4 separate regions of the Homo sapiens genome follow, and all the other regions are linked to region 1. Evidence: chromatin contacts called from ENCODE Hi-C or POLR2A ChIA-PET data. All regions are on one chromosome and are shown on one strand. The core of a region is the stretch at or near the end of the contact, and the rest is flanking DNA. Distances in the headings are between cores, read along the strand shown. Region 1 holds the start of KRT10-AS1 (KRT10 antisense RNA 1). Region 2 holds the start of WIPF2 (WAS/WASL interacting protein family member 2). Region 3 has its middle 9.0 kb from the start of KRT33A. Region 4 holds the start of CDC6 (cell division cycle 6).

Region 1 (4,384 bases), core at 1,827-4,326:
TGGTGGAGGCGGCTTTGGAGGAGGCTTTGGTGGTGGATTTGGAGGAGATGGTGGCCTTCTCTCTGGAAATGAAAAAGTAACCATGCAGAATCTGAATGACCGCCTGGCTTCCTACTTGGACAAAGTTCGGGCTCTGGAAGAATCAAACTATGAGCTGGAAGGCAAAATCAAGGAGTGGTATGAAAAGCATGGCAACTCACATCAGGGGGAGCCTCGTGACTACAGCAAATACTACAAAACCATCGATGACCTTAAAAATCAGGTAAGAGGTATTTTTAAATCCAGCTTTAAGTATCTTGTCCATGTAATCCAGACAGATGAATCTTAAATTAAGCACAATGTGGCTGTTCACTATGCTTACCCATGTTACTTTCTTCCTTCAAAAATAACCCAGTCTCATCAAAGATAAACATCTGTGAAACTATGGTCATGGCAATCTTCATCCAGCAAGTGTGCTACTTGTCTTAAGAGGATGGGAGATTTACTAAGCACTTTTGAGGTTTTAATGAGCATACAATGAGTCCACAGTTAAAATATGCTAGGCTATTTACAAATGTAGAAACTGAAAAAAAAAATCATGATATGAATCAGAACAAAATGTTATTCAGACTGATAACAAGCCATATTCAGTACCAACATGGCAAGAAAAATAAATTTTCCAGTATGAAAATGGGACACTGCTTGCCTCTAAGGAATTTCTGAATTGTACCTATTGTGTACCAGTTCAGAGTGTATTTATTTATTAGTATTTATCATGAGTTAAACAAATGCAGGTGTGAGTCAGCCAAAGCATGGCTGAAATACATGGAAATCACATAGTCTAAAAGAGGAGGGCACACTTACAGGAATACATCTATATAATTCCAGTTAGTTTTCAGAAAGGAATAATTCGTGTACAGAAATACAAGACTGGAGAAATTCCAAGAGAACAAATAATTCAAAGTTAAGTATATGGGTAAGCCTGCAATATTTCATATTTAAAATAAAAAATTTTCCCAAGATTTTGTAAGAGAACAACATAAAAGTGCAGAGTGCATCTATGTCACTACAAAAGCCATATCTGCATCTGACCTCTTCTCAAATAACTGTGCCTCTCCCTCCAGATTCTCAACCTAACAACTGATAATGCCAACATCCTGCTTCAGATCGACAATGCCAGGCTGGCAGCTGATGACTTCAGGCTGAAGTAAGTTAAGTGATCGTTGTATAATACTATCACAACGAATACATCAGTGGTTTTTAACAATGACTTGGGATGCCCTCAATAACATTTACATTTTTCTGAATTCACCCAAAGTTAAATAGTATTGGAGTTATCTGAGAAATTTTCCATGTCAGTGTTACCTTTTTGGCAATATTAAAGGAAGAAAATGCATTTTAAAGTAACTGCTAAGGTTTTTTCCATTAAACCACTATTACTTCTAAGAGAACTGTACATGACAAATATTGCCATTACATGAGATCAACTATGTAGCTGCTTTTTAAATAGTCTCTGCCCAGATACATCTCCCCTATATAAGTTATAACCAGTATTGATATCATGCTTGTTTCAGGTATGAGAATGAGGTAGCTCTGCGCCAGAGCGTGGAGGCTGACATCAACGGCCTGCGTAGGGTGCTGGATGAGCTGACCCTGACCAAGGCTGACCTGGAGATGCAAATTGAGAGCCTGACTGAAGAGCTGGCCTATCTGAAGAAGAACCACGAGGAGGTGACACAAAAGTTATACTTTTCCCAGCCAAAAGAGAGTTCATTATGGTCCTCGTGTAGCCAATAAATCTTTCTGTTCCTCAAACAGGAAATGAAAGACCTTCGAAATGTGTCCACTGGTGATGTGAATGTGGAAATGAATGCTGCCCCGGGTGTTGATCTGACTCAACTTCTGAATAACATGAGAAGCCAATATGAACAACTTGCTGAACAAAACCGCAAAGATGCTGAAGCCTGGTTCAATGAAAAGGTAAAGTAATCTTCCTTATAGTGAAACTCATGGAGGTTTTATCATTTCAGAATTTCCTCACCCTTTTCCTTGTTTTTAATACTCTAGAGCAAGGAACTGACTACAGAAATTGATAATAACATTGAACAGATATCCAGCTATAAATCTGAGATTACTGAATTGAGACGTAATGTACAAGCTCTGGAGATAGAACTACAGTCCCAACTGGCCTTGGTATGTTAACTCTCATGAAATGACTTCAACTTTATCATACAAAGTTTCATGCTCACCTAAGAATATGCAATGCAACAAAAAAATGCAGAGTTGGAGGTAAGAAAGAGAAAACAAAGTGAAGCTCATGTTAATGGAGGAAAAGTACTACTAGTGTTGATCTAAAAGTGCTGAAACTGAAATGGTGCCATTAAACATACAACAAATTCTGTTCATTTTCTTATTCTTCTATATAATGCCTTACTAAATAATCAAATAAGCGTCACCATACTCAACTGAACAAGGAAGTCACTAAGCCACAAAAAAATCCGTTTCAGAAACAATCCCTGGAAGCCTCCTTGGCAGAAACAGAAGGTCGCTACTGTGTGCAGCTCTCACAGATTCAGGCCCAGATATCCGCTCTGGAAGAACAGTTGCAACAGATTCGAGCTGAAACCGAGTGCCAGAATACTGAATACCAACAACTCCTGGATATTAAGATCCGACTGGAGAATGAAATTCAAACCTACCGCAGCCTGCTAGAAGGAGAGGGAAGGTAAATTTTAAAATGAAAAGTTATCCCAGTTTCTTTTATTCAATATTCCAGATAGCAAGGCTTATCTAAACCCCAAGAAGATGCCAGAGAATGAGAGGAAGGGAGGAGAGAGGGTAGAGTACAGAAAAAGGAGTACGCAACCGCAATCTCACTTTCTCATGAATTTGGCCCAAAATGATTCTTAAGAGTTCTGTGAACTTAACATTGTTTTCAAAGGATGGGTTTTAAAATATATACCTGGCAGGGTTTTATTTTTTCAACACGTTTTGCTTATTTTCTAAATTAACGGCAACTGGAAAGCTACCCACCGTTTTCCAACGTTAGAGATAACCGAATGTGACCTCACCCCGTTTAGTTCCGGAGGCGGCGGACGCGGCGGCGGAAGTTTCGGCGGCGGCTACGGCGGCGGAAGCTCCGGCGGCGGAAGCTCCGGCGGCGGCCACGGCGGCGGCCACGGCGGCAGTTCCGGCGGCGGCTACGGAGGCGGAAGCTCCGGCGGCGGAAGCTCCGGCGGCGGCTACGGGGGCGGAAGCTCCAGCGGCGGCCACGGCGGCAGTTCCAGCGGCGGCTACGGTGGTGGCAGTTCCGGCGGCGGCGGCGGCGGCTACGGGGGCGGCAGCTCCGGCGGCGGCAGCAGCTCCGGCGGCGGATACGGCGGCGGCAGCTCCAGCGGAGGCCACAAGTCCTCCTCTTCCGGGTCCGTGGGCGAGTCTTCATCTAAGGGACCAAGGTCAGCAGAAACTAGCTGGGGTAATCAGAATTAGTTTTAACTTCCTGTGATGGTTTTTTTGCGCTTTAAGCTCTAGAGTTGTTTTAAAAAATTAAAAATCTTAGAGACGGTTCCGTTTGCATTTGTTCACAAACTACTCTTAACACCAGCCGTGAAAAATGGCATGATCAAAATGTCATACCTTAAGCATTTTTTTGGGCTTAACAATGTAAAGTTGAAATTTCCTTCTTTTTACAATATTTGCTTGTTAATTACTAAGGATCCCTACAGACTGTTTAAAATTTTTTTTCCATCATTCACACAGATACTAACAAAACCAGAGTAATCAAGACAATTATTGAAGAGGTGGCGCCCGACGGTAGAGTTCTTTCATCTATGGTTGAATCAGAAACCAAGAAACACTACTATTAAACTGCATCAAGAGGAAAGAGTCTCCCTTCACACAGACCATTATTTACAGATGCATGGAAAACAAAGTCTCCAAGAAAACACTTCTGTCTTGATGGTCTATGGAAATAGACCTTGAAAATAAGGTGTCTACAAGGTGTTTTGTGGTTTCTGTATTTCTTCTTTTCACTTTACCAGAAAGTGTTCTTTAATGGAAAGAAAAACAACTTTCTGTTCTCATTTACTAATGAATTTCAATAAACTTTCTTACTGATGCAAACTATCCCAATTTGTCAGAATTTATCTTTACTTAAGTACATAATACTCTTTAAAATTAAAGATTAGTAACCCATAGCAGTTGAAGGTTGATGTATCCAGAAATTCGGAAGACAGAACTATTGTCATGCCTTTTCTAAGTTTTTTAATCATGTATGTTCAGACCACCGTCAGTAAATTCACTGAGTAAAGTCTGTAAATCCCCAATATTACTCTTTAAGATACACAATATGTGGAAGGCTCCCAGCTCTCTGGCTTTAAATTATTTCAATCCTGGAAATTCTGGA
Region 2 (4,482 bases), core at 1,696-4,195, 600 kb after region 1:
AACCCTGTCTCTACTAAAAATACAAAAATTAGCTGGGCGTGGCAGCACGCGCCTGTAATCCCAGCTACTTGGGAGGCTGAGCCAGGAGAATTGCTTGAACCCAGGAGACAGAGGTTGCAGTGAGCCAAGATTGTGCCATTGCACTCCAGCCTGGGCAATACAGCAAGACTCTGTCTCAAAATAAATAAATAAACAAATAAAAAAACCAACACTACATTCTACTAGTCTTCATCAATTGACTTCATTCATCTCCACCTTCCCCAACTCTTAACTTCCCTATCTTCATCTTGATGGCAACCAATGTAACACAATATGAAATTTTTACTTTTAAAAGTTGACATTAATAAGAGTTAAAAAACTAAACATGCGGCCAGGTGTGGTAGCTCATGCCTGTAATCTCAACACTTTGGGAGGCCGAGGTGGGTGGATCACCTGAAGTCAGGAGTTCGAGACCAGCCTGACCAACATGGTGAAACCCCATCTCTACTAAAATACAAAAAATTAGCTGGGCGTGGTGGTGCATGCCTATAGTACCAGTTACTTGGGGGACTGAGGCAGGAGAAGCGCTTGAATCCGGCAGGCAGAGGTTGCAGTGAGCCGAGATCACGCCACTGCACTCCAGCCTGGGTGAAAGAGCGAGACTCCGTCTTAAACAAACAAACAAAAAAAGAGACAGAGAGAGAGATGGGGTATTGCTACGTTGCCCAGAATGGTCTCGAACTCTTAGACTCAAGCAATCCTCCTGCCTCAGCCTCCCAAGTAGCTGGGATTACAGGCAGGTGCACCATTGTATGTCTTTTAAATATCAATATCTCAATCTCATTTTCAGAGATCACTTCTATGCAACCACTTTAAAGATCCCATGTGTTAAGACAAACTTTTAGAGGCAGGGACAGAGAAAACCTATATTTCAAAGGGGAAAAAAATGAGAGCTTAATAATTTGCCTTGAAGTTATTTACTAAATCCATAGGTAGGCTAAAACTGTCCTTATTCCCTGTGGTTCTCTTCTGATTTGTAAAAGGAGAACAGAATAGCCAAAAACATTCAGTAAGACAGTCAAAAACCAAAACCGTAAGGCAAAAATAACAGCATGAAAAAGGACGGGGACCCTGGGAGAGCCCAAAGCAATAACAGATTATTCAAGTCCTTTAAAAAATATGAATTCTGGACAGGCGCAGGGGCTCACGCCTCTAATCCCAGAACTCTGGGAGGCAGAGGCGGGCGGATCACGAGGTCAGGAGATCCAGACCATCCATCCTGGCTAACACAGTGAAACCCCGTCTCTACTAAAAATTCAAAAAAAAATTAGCCAGGTGTGGTGGTGGGCACCTATAGTCCCAGCTACTCGGGAGGCTGAGGCAGAAGAATGGGCGTGAACCCGGGAGGCGGAGCTTGCAGTGAGCCGAGATCGCACCGCTACACTCCAGCCTAGGCCACTGAGCGAGACTCCATCTCAAAAAAAAAAAAAAAACGAATTCTGGGCCAGGCACAGTGGCTCATCCCTGTAATCCCAGCACTTGCGGAGGCCGAGACAGGAGGATCACTTGAGCCCAGGAATTCCAGACTAGCCTGGACAACAGGGCAAGACTCTGTCTCCAACAACAACAACAAAAAAATATATATATATACATATATATATATATATATATATATATATATATATATATATATATACACACACACACGTTAGGCGGGAGTAGTGGTCACACCTGTGGTCCCAGCTATTGGCGGGGCTTAGGTGGAAGGACCACTTCAGCCCGGGAGGTCGAGGCTTTAAGGAGCCATGATCATGCCACTGCACTCCAGCCCGGGCGACAGAGTGAGACCACGTCTCTTAAAAGAAAAAAAAAGAAAAAAGAATTCCATCACATATCAGTTCCTTGCCTCAATGCTATTTTTAAGAACTTTCCTTCCTGATAAAAAACTCGACCATACACACTGCCATGCTGAACACTTTAACATTTCCATCTTGGCCGGGTGCAGTGGCTCACACCTGTAATCCCAGCACTCTGGGAGTCCAAGGTGGGAAGATCGCTTGAGCCCAGGAGTTCAAGACTAGTCTGAGCAACATAGCCAGACCCCACCTTTAAAACAAAAAAAAAAAAATTCCATCTTCCCTCACTTCACACCACTTCAACATGAACCCTCAACTCCAGACGTTCCAATGCGCATCTTAACATTCTCAATCCAACCTTTAACTAAATTCTGATTCCTTTTCAAAGAACGCTCTCAAGATTCCCTCTAGTGTAAGCAGTTTCCCGAGCCATCTTCCCAAACACTAGCTTTCACCTAACTCAATCCCCAAAATGTCACACTGGACTCCTCACCCACAGCATCCTGCTAATTAGCCGTTCCCAACAGGTCCTCCGTTCCCGTCTCCCTTTTTGCGCACGATTACCTCGTTCCTCACAGAGTTGCCGCCTTAACTCACCCAACCCTTCAGGAGCCCTTATTGCCTGTCTCTCAAAAACGTTCCTCCCCATTTTTCCAGTCCCCGCTCGCCCCATACCAATATTCGACCACTCCTCCCCAGATTCCCCACGCCCTCTCTCCTCCAGGTTCTTCCGATACAGTCCCCCGGCCCCCCGCCCCTCAGGCCCCACCCGCAAGACCCCTCTCCCCCTCCGGCCCCTCCTCTAATGCCCCCCTCTCTTCTCAAGCCCCGCCCCGAGCCCCCCTCCCCGCGACTTTCCCTCCCACTCAGGTCCGCAGGTCATTTCAGCGACTGACCCAGCCGCCCCGGCCTCTTTCCGACCTGGCCGCAGCTGCTCTGGGAGCGAATCCTCTGCCGCCTACACTCCGGCTTCGTCCTGTCCTGCTCGCCCCCCGGCAAGCTCTTTCTCGCCGTCGCCGCCGCCGCCGCCGCCGCCGCCGCCGCCACCGCCCCTTTTGCCAACCCGGAAATGGATCTGCTCCCACCGTCCCCAGCGTCCGCGAACAAAATGGAGGCGGGGGAAAAAGGAGGAGAGAGCAGGGAGCGGAGAGATGCGAGACGCATGCGCCCCTGGGAAGCCCGCCCCCTGCCGGCCCACGTAAAGGCGGAAGCGGTTGAGTGGACGCCATCTTAGGAAGGTCACAGGAATTCCGCTTACCAGCTAAAAGCTGGGTTTGCAACTTTAGCTGCAATTGGAATCACCTGGCAAGATTTAAATACTATGATGCCTGGTTCCCACCCCTGGAAATTATAATTTAATTCTGGGGTGCAGCCTAGGCATCAGGAAATTGTTGCAGGTGATTCTAACGTGTTGCCAAGGTGGAGAACCACTGAGCTAAACAGTCATTGTTGAATATACTCCTTTCGTCTTTAATCCGCCGCACACACACACACCCTCCCCCCTAAATATCCTTCCTTAATCTCGAGTTAACGAAGAACCCGCCTCGGCCAACCTTGCAAAGGCCAAGTAGTCAAGCTCCGGTTGTCATGGCAACAGAGGCAGGCCACTGCTCACAAGTCATCATTTACGTCATCTTACCCACCTGACTCGAACACCGTCTCTTCTTTCTCGGGCTGGGGTTTCCTCCAGCTTCCAGGGCTATAGGATGGTGCTGTGGACCCCTCCAGCTGCTTGGGCCAGAGAGAGAAATCCTGTGCCCTCTTTGATGGAGCTGCTGTTAAACCCTGACAGCTGACTAAGTATCTCTCCCTAGTCCACCCAGAAAAGCGCTTTCCATTATAGCTTCAAAATACTCTTGGTTTAATTCCATTCCCAGCACAGAATCCGAAGTAAGGGGGCAAGATTGGGACTTAGTCCCCATTACTTACAAGCTGTGTGCCATTGGGCCTTAGCTACCCTATCTGTAAAATGGGTCTAATAGTGCCTGTCCCGTCTGTCTCATAGAGTTGTTGCAAAGCTGAAATCAGTTAATGAATGGGAAAACGTGATAGAGCATAAGTTGTTATTATTTTTGTTTTCCTTCTATTCTGCCATGAGTAGTACTAGGCACCACCCACTAGTCAAGTAAATGTCACATTGAGTACCTGCTAAACACCAGGAGATGGCTACAGAGGTGACTAAGACAGAGCCTCTGCCCTCAGGGAACTCACTACGTTGGTGGGCAGACTGGCATAAACAGCTAGCTGAGATACAAGTCAGCGTGTGATTAGTGCTGTGGGACGTCAGACAAGGGAGCAATTAATTCCTGCTAAAGAATGGAAGGAGGTTTCCTAAATGGTTTGGAGCTGGGCCTTGAAGGATGAATGGAATTTTATTATTAATCAGAGAAGGCAGGGAACACAGCAGGCATAGGGATCAAGGACACGAGGTAAAGATTTTCAGCTGTCTACATCCTGCATGGCCATACGTGGGGCGATGGAGCCAGGGAGATGGTGGGTCCAAACACCTTACCAGAGCCTCCCAACTCTTCAACCTCATCCCCTGCCTGTCCCCTCCTCACTCACTCTACATTATGAGGACCTGATTTCTATCACTGCAATGTACCCCATTCAGCAGTTCCCACCTCAGGGACTGTGTACTGGCTAT
Region 3 (4,427 bases), core at 1,131-3,630, 520 kb before region 1:
TATTCAACCCTGGGCTTTCCCAGGTGCAAACTTAATTTCTCCTTTCTGCAGGTTCCCAGGTCTGCAGTCGCTGAGGTCATCAGCTCCTCGAGCCAGGCCTTCTCAGAAAACAGTGCTCTGAGGGGAGAGGCCCATAGCAAGGAAGCAAGGAAACAAGACCCTGGGAAATGTCTCCTAATCCCTGCCCCACCCTTCCCTGTGAAATAAACCATGATGGCGCTGGGCTATGAGTCTTACCCACTAGGAGATGGTGTGGGATGCTGTGATGAGAAGAAGAATTATGGCTTGTTTTGGAGGCAACATTTTTTGGTCCTGGTTTTGGATATATTGTTGACTCCCCTGACCATCAGAGTCCTCCTTTTGAGAGACCTGGCCTGGCAGCATTGTGGGGTTGTGAAGATCCCCTGTGTATGGAAGTGCTTTATAAATGGTGCAGCATGGTACCTATGTAAGACTCAGTATTCTTGTTGTTGACACTTTGACCTTGAATACGAATTCCTGGGCTCTTGGGATCTAAGTTTGATATTGTCTAGTCCCAGTAAAACATTCTACTCAGCCTCCTAACAGCCTGTTTGCTCCTATTTTTGACAGATGTGAACCGAGCTCCTATTGTCTCAGTTTGGAGAGCTTGCCTGAGAGGTGACATTTGCATTGAGACCTGAAAACAGAGAAGAAACAGAGCAGAGGGAAAGAGCTTTCCAGAGAGAGGGACAGAAAGTCAAGGAAGGGAGGGAGTAAGGCAGTTGCCTTTGAAGAAGGGAGCAAGGCCAGGGCATCGGGAGTGATGAGTAGGGGAGGAACAATCAGCCTGTATGTGTGGGCAGTGGCCAGGGTACATGGGGGCTCGCCAGTTCTGTGGAGGATCCGATTTCATTTCAAGGGAAGAGGAAAGCCTTGGGAGAGTTAAAAGGATGAATTTGATTGACACTTTTATTAAAAGGAGTGCATTGGCAGCTGAATGGAAAATAGGTTTACTGAACACTAACATTTAAAGTTTCAGGGTAGTGGATGACAATTACAAGTCAGGTATGTCTTCTTTTATGTTTCAAAGAAGAATCACTGACATCTAACAACAACTGCTCACATTTCTCATCAAAAACAGGAGAGTCTGGCAGCAGGCACCAAAAGTCCCAAGAATGGCTCCAACTATAAAAGGATATGAGGATGACATGATCTGTCCCTTGTTATTGCAAAATGCACACTGACAACTTGATGAAGTTATGTGCCAGGCAGGTGGGCCCCGGCCCCACCAGGCTCCTCGCTGAGCCTGCTGCAGGTGTGCAGAGGTAGCTTTCCCTCACTCTCACTTTTTTTTTTTAAACTTGTAGGGACAAGCACAGGACTGAAATGTAAAGTGTAGGGGGAGCCCTTGAAACTATTGCTATGGAATAAAAGATGAAATGCTCCTGATTATTGTAAATACAAAGTTGCATGCAGGATTGTGTAAAGACAATGCCAGGCTGGACTACCAGAATAAGCCAACAGCGTGTGATGTGCTTCCCCCTGCAGAGTCTATGAACGGAAGGGCAGGCAGGGATGTTTCACATCACCAAGATTCCTATCCCAGAAAAGCAGATGTTCATAGCTCTGAGAACGGAATGCGACCCTTGAGGAGAGCCTATAAACGGACGCATGAGGGGTGCATGTTCATATGGATAAGATAGGGCTATAAATGCCCTCATCTTGCCACAGCTCTTCTAGGCCTCTTTAGGGTTAAGGCATTCTCCCTTCTGAGAATTTCTGGTCTAACCTGTTGTCTAGCTTCACGTCCTGTTTCTATGGATTGTTTGTAACCAGCTTTTGCTGCAACTGTTACTGCTGATTAATATCTTGCTAATCACAGGTTATGGAAACACTGTGTTTCTGTTTTAAGGCTCTGTTAGAAATTACTGATGCACATACTATATTGTAAATTCTTATCTCTGTATATTGTACTTCTGCATACAGATGTTATGTTAAAGAATTGCTTCATCCCCATGTGACCATCTCACCTCATAATCAAATGACCCGAAATCCCTCACTAACCTACCCCCACCCTCACTAAACTTAATAACAAATGCTATATTTATATCCAGTGCATTGGTGGCATCGCAGGACCAGAAGGCGGTGACCCCCCGGACCCAGCTTTCACTATCTTGTGTGTGTCTATTCTTTCTCAACCTGCCAATCCTCCTGGGAACAAAGAGCCCCATTGCATTGCAGATTGCTGGCCAGATCCTGCAATAGTAAAGCCTAGGGAGGATTTACAGCCTCCCCAGTCAAAGATGTATTTACAAAAAATTCAAACACTTGCTCAGCTGCGGCCTGGATGTGATGGCATCTACACAAGATGACTTCCTGCAGCGGCACAAATGAAGCTGTGGGGGATCCCGACGAGCTAAAGCTTGGGTGTGGCACATGGGAGTGAATGTGTTTAAAGTTTTAAAAGTGGTTAAAAGGTGAAAAAAGAAAGGCTAGAAACCAAACCTCAGAAAAATCATGCATTTGAAAGTGACTGCTTTAGTTTTCAATCTGGTTTCAGTCTTGTAACCTCTATCTGTATCTCAGCCTGCATTGTGTTACTATGCTTTTTAAGCCACGGTTTCTTAAACTGAAAATGGGAGACTAATAACCACCTCACTTTTTTTTAAATAAAGGTAGAATCAGATTATGTTGCAAAGATGCTCAACCCAACCAGATACATCATAAGTGTCCAGTAAATGGAGTTCCTATTCACTTCCTTAGCAGCCCTGCATTCTGACCCCTTTCCTATTGCTCATCACAGGGTCTCCACAGCCTTGAGAATAAAAGGTTTTGCTCATTTGAGTCCTTCAGTAACCAGGTGAGAATCTAGTTTCAGGTTCTCTCAAATTGAGGGTTGTAGAAGACAGGCCAGATGGGACAAGAAACTGAAGAATCTGAGCTCGAGGGCTGAGAATCAGAGAGAAATGAATTCAGATGTGCCTGCATGCATCTGTGTGGGTCTGTGCACCTATGCTTGTGTGTGTGAGTGCAGGTGTGTGTGCGTGCTGTGTTAGGAGGAAGATGGCTAATTATGATTATGAAACTGGTGGTATTTTTGCTGATTATAACAATCAGAATTTTCAAATGGAAAGATAAAAGTAAAGCACAGAGCTGGTGGTGTCAAAGTCATAGGAATTTTAGTCACTTTATGGGAACTGGTTTCCACTTATGCCTATTTTCTACACAGGAAACCAACAATTAAGTGTATCATTAAAGGCCTGGGTAAAATTTAACGTGTTTGTATTTCCTGTTAATAATTATTTCAGACCTGCACATGCTGACTTCATCTTGGTTGGTTGTGGAGGCTGACTGACTGCTGGCTGCTGTGAAACATGAGGGTTACCAAGACCCTGAGAGCAGAGGGTGTGTGGTCCATTGTCAAAGAGCCAGGGGGACACGTGGGAGGGTCACTGCGGGAAGTGACTGCAGGCCATGCATGGTAATGCACAGGTATGACCAGCACAGAGGGACATGCCTCTAAGAAGGGTGCACTCTGGGGGCAGGGAAAGGACATAGATGAGAGAGTTTGAATGCTTTCTTGGTAAGTGCTTAATTAGATTGGTTCCCCACGGCAGCATTTTATGAACTGAAGTGCATAGACACTTCAAGGGGCTATAAGAGGGAAAATATTCCATGGGTTAGAGATGGAGAGAGGAGCATCTAGAATTTTGCAACTGAGCTTTAGTGAGCTCTGTTTCACATTTGGATGTCAAGGATTTTAGAAAAGCAGATGTCTGCCTCACTGCTGTCTGTTTAACTGAAGGTTTACACTTGTGCTCTGAGATTGTTACTAAAACAGAAAGAGGAAGGAGAAGAAGAGGAGGACGAGGGGGAAGGAGAGAGAATGAGTGAGGAAGGAAGGAAGAAAGGCAGGGAGGAAGAAAGGAGGAGAAGAAGAAAAAAACAAAATGTCTATTGCAGTTGTCTTAGGCATTTAGTGAATTGTCAGTTTTTTTGCTTGGTCGTTTTTTGTGGCCCTGTTTCTGTCACTACCTTGCCTTTGTCTCCATTTCTAACCCCATGTTCACCCCTTGGATTTAATGGTAGATCCAGCTTTTCTGGTTCTGGCCTTGGGTGCCTCCAGGGCATTATTTGCCCCTATTCTCTCTAGCTTTTCCTAATTCTGGCCTTTGATGCCTCCTGATATATGCCCCCATTCTCTCTAGCTTTTTCTGCTCTTGGCCTCTCAGCCAGGTCTGCAATAACCCCTGTGCACCATTAATGGTTTAGAGAAAGGCTCTCTCTCTGGGTGGATGCAGCCTGTAGGTGCCTGATTTGGCAAGCAGCACATAAGCTCGTCTCCATCCCACCCTGCAGCTGGGTGCTCTTGTGCCTGGCACAGCTCATACCTGCATATTGCTGCCTTGGAACAACCCATGCAGCCAGCTCAAAACTTCATCCCTGGACTCCATCTGGCCATTGTC
Region 4 (4,518 bases), core at 1,446-3,945, 530 kb after region 1:
GATAAGTGGGGACTACTGCATTTAGTAGAAACCAAATGGGTTTTAGTAGGATGAAATTGTAAGGCTATTTTGAAACAGGTTTTCTCAACCTTGGCACCACTGACATCTTGGACCAAATAATTCTTCATTGTCAAGGAGCTGTCCTGTGCATTGTAATGTCTAGCAGCATCCCTGGCCTCTACCCACTATGCCAGTAGCAACCCCCAGCTGTAACAACCAAAAATGTCTCCAGAAACAACCAAATTACCCCCCATTTAAAAATAAATGTTCCAAAACAAGAAAGAATTACCAATCACTGTCCTAAAGGATGGAAAATATTCATCATGTCACGTTTTTGTTTCTTTTAATTTCACAAATATTGAGGTAAGTTTCATAATACCATGTAACTACAAGGTAACTTAAAACATTGACAGAACTAAGTTCAGTATTAAGGAATTGAAGATCAGACTTATTAAGTAGTTCAGAGTGACCTCAGTAAGTGTCTAACTCTGGAGTTCGGTAAGCACTTAGCAACCATTCTGAAAATAACTAAAATGAAGAGTAGTCTTAGGCCAGGAGCGGTAGCTCATGCCTATAATCCCAGCACTTTGGGAGGCCGAGGCAGTTGGATCACCTGAGGTCAGGAGTTCAGAGACCAGATTGGCCAATATGGCAAAACCCTGTCTCAACTAAAAATCCAAAAAAAAAAAAAAAAAAAATTAGCCAGGCTTGGTGGTGGGCGCCTGTAATCCCAGCTACTTGGGAGGCTGAGGCAGGAGAATCGCTTGAACCCAGGAGGCGGAGGTTGCAGTGAGCCAAGATCGCACTATTGCACTCCAGCCTGGGAGATGGAGCGAGACTCTGTCTCAAAAAAAAAAAAAAAAAAAAAAAGAAGTCTTAACTGAACTTAGAAAGCTCCTTCAAAGGACACACATCTTACCAAGAAAAGAAAGGTCACGAGCTGCTAGTGAAAAAGTGATATAATGGATGGTTTACCCAGACGTTTCCTGGGGCTGAGAGGCAGGGCTTTTACACGAGGAGAACAGGTTACGGTTTGGACATTTGTTGGTTCTAGTTTGGCATCACTGGAGTTTTTAGCTTTGTTCAATGCCCGAGACAGCTTCCTTTTTGGAAAACTGATTGTAGCCTGTGCCTGGGATCGGGTTTGAGGCATGACGACAGCACAGCTAGATTAAAAAAAATAAGAGGACAACTAGTCAATATGTGAAAGTGAAGAGAAAATAACTAACATGGAATTTATTTATACTGATGATTAACACTTATTTCCTAATTATGTTATCACACTTATTTTAGCATTCACTTTTGCTTCACATCCAAATCTATGCAAGAACAGCTGACATTTGTTGTCTACCTACTACGTGGAAGGGCGCTGTTATAAACACTTTAGGTACCAACTCGTTTAACAACGATCTTAGGAGTAGGTACTATTATTAGCCTTTATTTTACACATGAGAAAACTGAGATAAACAGTGGCCCAAAGTCACAGAAAAACAGGAATGTAACCCCGGGCATCTGGTGCCAGAGCCCAAGTTCTTAACCAATTGAGCGATGCAATAACAAGTTACCTGAAATGGGCCGGGCGCGGTGGCCCACGCCTGTAATCCCAGCACTTTGGGAGGCTGAGGCGGGCGGATCACCTGAGGTCAGGAGTTCGAGACCAGCCTGACCAACATGGAGAAACCCCGTCTCTACTAAAAATACAAAAATTACGGCCAAACGCGGTGGCTCACGCCTGTAATCCCAACACTTTGGGAGGCCGAGACGGGCCGAGACCATCCTGGCTAACACGGTGAAACCCCGTCTCTACTAAAAATGCAAAAAATTAGCCGGGCGTGGTGGTGGGCGCCTGTAGTCCCAGCTACTCGGGAGGCTGAGGCAGGAGAATGGCATGAACCCGGGAGGCGGAGCTTGCAGTGAGCCGAGATCGCGCCACTGCACTCCAGCCTGGGAGACCGAGCGAGACTCCGTCTCAAAAAAAAAAAAAAAATTAGCCGGACGTGGTGGCGGGCGCCTGTAGTCCCAGCTACATGAAGAGGCTGAGGCAGGAGAATGGCTTGAACCCGGCAGGCAGAGGTTGCAGTGAGCCGAGATCGCACCACTGCACTACAGCCTGGGCGACAAGAGCGAGACTCCGTCTCAAAAAAAAAAAAAAGTTACATGAATTGATTTATATAGAACTTCTAGTTTCCTCCCTCCAGGCACGCGGGGTGTCTTTATCACCAGTTCAGCCCAGCACCCGCCACATTTAGTCTCTTCTATCCCAAGCCCTCACACTGCAGCTCAGTCTTCCCTCAGTTCTTTCCGCCCCTGCACTCAGTCCTCATTCTAGGCAGCTCTCAACGCACCCCAGAATATTTCCTTCCTACAACTTTCACCTCCTTCACACCACGCATAACTGCTAGAACTACCCCGAGGGCACCTGCCCTTTCCCTGATCCCGACCTCAGACCTCCAGCGAGCTCAGCTCTTTTCCCTTCACTTCACCTCAGGCCTCGCCGGAACCCGCAGCCTTCACCCAGCTCCGCTGCCTCACAGACCCCAGGCCTCCTCGAGCAATCCTCTTCTTTCCACCTCCTCAGTGCAGGATCCTTCTCACGTCTCTCACACGCAGCCTCTCGGACTCACCACCACAAGCCCCTGAACAAACTGCACAGCGGCAGCAGCAAACTCCAGCCGCGCTCGCGCCAAATCCGAATGGCCACAGCGTTCCCACCTCCCGCCAAAGCCCGGCCTCGATTCTGATTGGCTGTAGTCACAGAGCCTTTCGCCTTGGGCACCGCCTCTTTTTTTGCTACCAATCCAGTGGAAGAGTTACAGCCAATGAGAGAGCCCCAAGTCTTAGAGTCGCTGTGAGGCCACGACCACTGAACGGGGGAGGGAATCTACATCCGGGGCCTCGGTGGAAAGACGCGCGATTGCGGCAGGGCGACTCTGGGTAAAGCGGGCCGGCCCGCCGCAAAGCACGCTGGGAGGCGTAGTCTTTGCTGCCGCGCAGTCGCACTCTTCCTTCGACTGGAAGTGTCAAGATGTGGTTCCCCTTCTCACTGCCTAAAGTACCCATTTGCATCATCCTGATGGGCTAGATTTTCAGAACTGCTACATGATACCTACCGTTTTGGGTTCTGTGCGCCAGGTATGATGCTAGGCACTTTCCTTACCTCTCTAATGCTCAACCTCGCAAAGTACAAAGCAAACTTCTATACAAGGTTAGAGGTCACAGCATCTTGGTGACAGTGAAGAGCCTAGGATCCAGATCTCCTGATGGCTGAACTAGTGATTTTTATGGTAAAGTTCTACACACCTATATAAAGAAAAACTATGCTTCATCATAGTATCTCTTGATTTGTGCTTCAAAGGTGAGAAACAGAGCCAACTCTTTACTTTTATTTCGTTCAACCTAAGAATATTATGTTCTGTGCATCTTCTTACCATTAATCCACACATCATGGGGAGGGAATTATGACCCCTTAATTTTAAAATCTTTTATGGCGAAACACTAGGGTTTCAGGGCCAGGGAAGACAGCTATATAGAAGAGGCAAGCTGAGTTTTTAATGAAAAATATAAATTAGCGCAGTAATTTGAAGGCCAGCTTCCAAAGCCAATAATTCATCTAAGCCTCAGGTTCCTTTAGAGGCCAGAACCCAATTCTAGGTGATGGTAAACATTTATCTTTTACCCCTCAGTAACAAACAAAATAGAGCCATAAAGCCTAGAAAGAGGGAAGCAACAATATTACGATCATCAGTGAATTGGTACCTAGTTCATGAAGAGAGCCAATATTGAGTGCTTAAGTGTATGCCAGGGGCTGTGCTCAGTATTTTACCTACATCACCTTATTAATCTTCACAAGCACCCCCATGAACCTGGTGTTATTTCACTTTACAAATGAGGGAACTACAGTAGAGGGGAGTTGAGTAAACTTGCCCAAGGTCACACAACTAGTAAGTGGAAGAGCTAGAATTTGAACTCTGAACTCTGACAGAAAATCAAACTCTTGACCACTTTATCATAGGGGGATGATTAGACAGATTCAGGTTCTAAACAGGAAGAGATGGTGGAGTACATTTCGTGAAGGCTTTTTAGCAGCTGAAAACTACAAAAGTGAAGAGAATGGGCTGCCATGAATGGAGAAAGTTACCACACAATGGAAGCTTTTTTTTTTTTTATTTTTGAGACAAGTCTCATTTTATCACCCAGGCTTGAGTGCCGTGCCATGATCTCGGCTCACTGCAATCTCCACCACCTGGGTTCAAGCCATTCTCCTGCCTCAGCCTCCTGAGTAGCCGGGACTACAGGCACGCGTCACCACGCCTGGCTAATATTTGAATTTTTAGTAGAGGGGTTTCACCATGTTGGCCAGGTTGGTCTCAAACTCCTGACTTCATGATCCACCCACCTCAGCCTCCCACAGTGCTGGGATTACAGGCATGAACCACCGCTCTTGGCCACAGTGGAAGCTTTTAAAAGGACTAGATGGTATTTCTGATGTCTTAGTAGGATAGTAGAACTCAGGAAGCA

What was found. A loop is a pair of places that touch in the nucleus more often than their neighbours do. ChIA-PET counts read pairs that join two places held with the same protein, here RNA polymerase II (POLR2A). Pooled maps may share reads with other maps.
Region 2: a loop to region 1 is called in a pooled map, with 13 times the contacts of the local background. The contact joins the promoter of WIPF2 here to the promoter of KRT10-AS1 in region 1. A Hi-C loop is called at or near these places in 7 of 50 pooled maps. POLR2A ChIA-PET finds 5 or more read pairs at or near these places in 2 of 52 experiments (CD4-positive, alpha-beta T cell and activated CD4-positive, alpha-beta T cell).
Region 3: a loop to region 1 is called in a pooled map, with 4 times the contacts of the local background. The contact joins the enhancer-like site here to the promoter of KRT10-AS1 in region 1. A Hi-C loop is called at or near these places in 1 of 168 maps with a recorded cell type or tissue (CD8-positive, alpha-beta T cell), 1 of 37 single-sample maps with no recorded cell type and 6 of 50 pooled maps. POLR2A ChIA-PET finds 5 or more read pairs at or near these places in 1 of 52 experiments (H1).
Region 4: a loop to region 1 is called in a map of CD8-positive, alpha-beta T cell, with 18 times the contacts of the local background. The contact joins the promoter of CDC6 here to the promoter of KRT10-AS1 in region 1. A Hi-C loop is called at or near these places in 2 of 168 maps with a recorded cell type or tissue (both CD8-positive, alpha-beta T cell) and 9 of 50 pooled maps. POLR2A ChIA-PET finds 5 or more read pairs at or near these places in 1 of 52 experiments (activated CD4-positive, alpha-beta T cell).

The regions. Positions count from the first base shown.
Region 1 is chr17:40,817,837-40,822,220 of GRCh38, reverse strand. KRT10-AS1 (KRT10 antisense RNA 1) reads right to left here and starts at 3,076. Exons shown (of 3, transcript NR_160888.1): 1 at 3,013-3,076. KRT10 (keratin 10) reads left to right here. Exons shown (of 8, transcript NM_000421.5): 1 at 1-262; 2 at 1,104-1,186; 3 at 1,554-1,710; 4 at 1,798-1,959; 5 at 2,047-2,172; 6 at 2,487-2,704; 7 at 3,060-3,434; 8 at 3,739-4,104. The coding sequence ends at 3,745. RefSeq lists an enhancer at 1,367-2,566.
Region 2 is chr17:40,217,767-40,222,248 of GRCh38, reverse strand. WIPF2 (WAS/WASL interacting protein family member 2) reads right to left here and starts at 2,945. Exons shown (of 8, transcript NM_133264.5): 1 at 2,757-2,945. RefSeq lists enhancers at 2,326-3,104, 3,005-3,114, 3,555-3,604.
Region 3 is chr17:41,339,629-41,344,055 of GRCh38, reverse strand. No RefSeq gene overlaps it. Among named protein-coding and RNA genes, the nearest start is that of KRT33A, 9.0 kb to the left of the region's middle. Within about 2 kb of position 2,380, at least 4 of the 41 ENCODE cell types and tissues checked have a DNase peak (open chromatin) inside an H3K27ac peak, as active enhancers do; they include CD8-positive, alpha-beta T cell, where a contact is called at or near this core.
Region 4 is chr17:40,286,056-40,290,573 of GRCh38, reverse strand. CDC6 (cell division cycle 6) reads right to left here and starts at 2,695. Exons shown (of 12, transcript NM_001254.4): 1 at 2,484-2,695; 2 at 976-1,166. The coding sequence starts at 1,153. RefSeq lists enhancers at 2,080-2,149, 2,180-2,359, 2,128-2,935.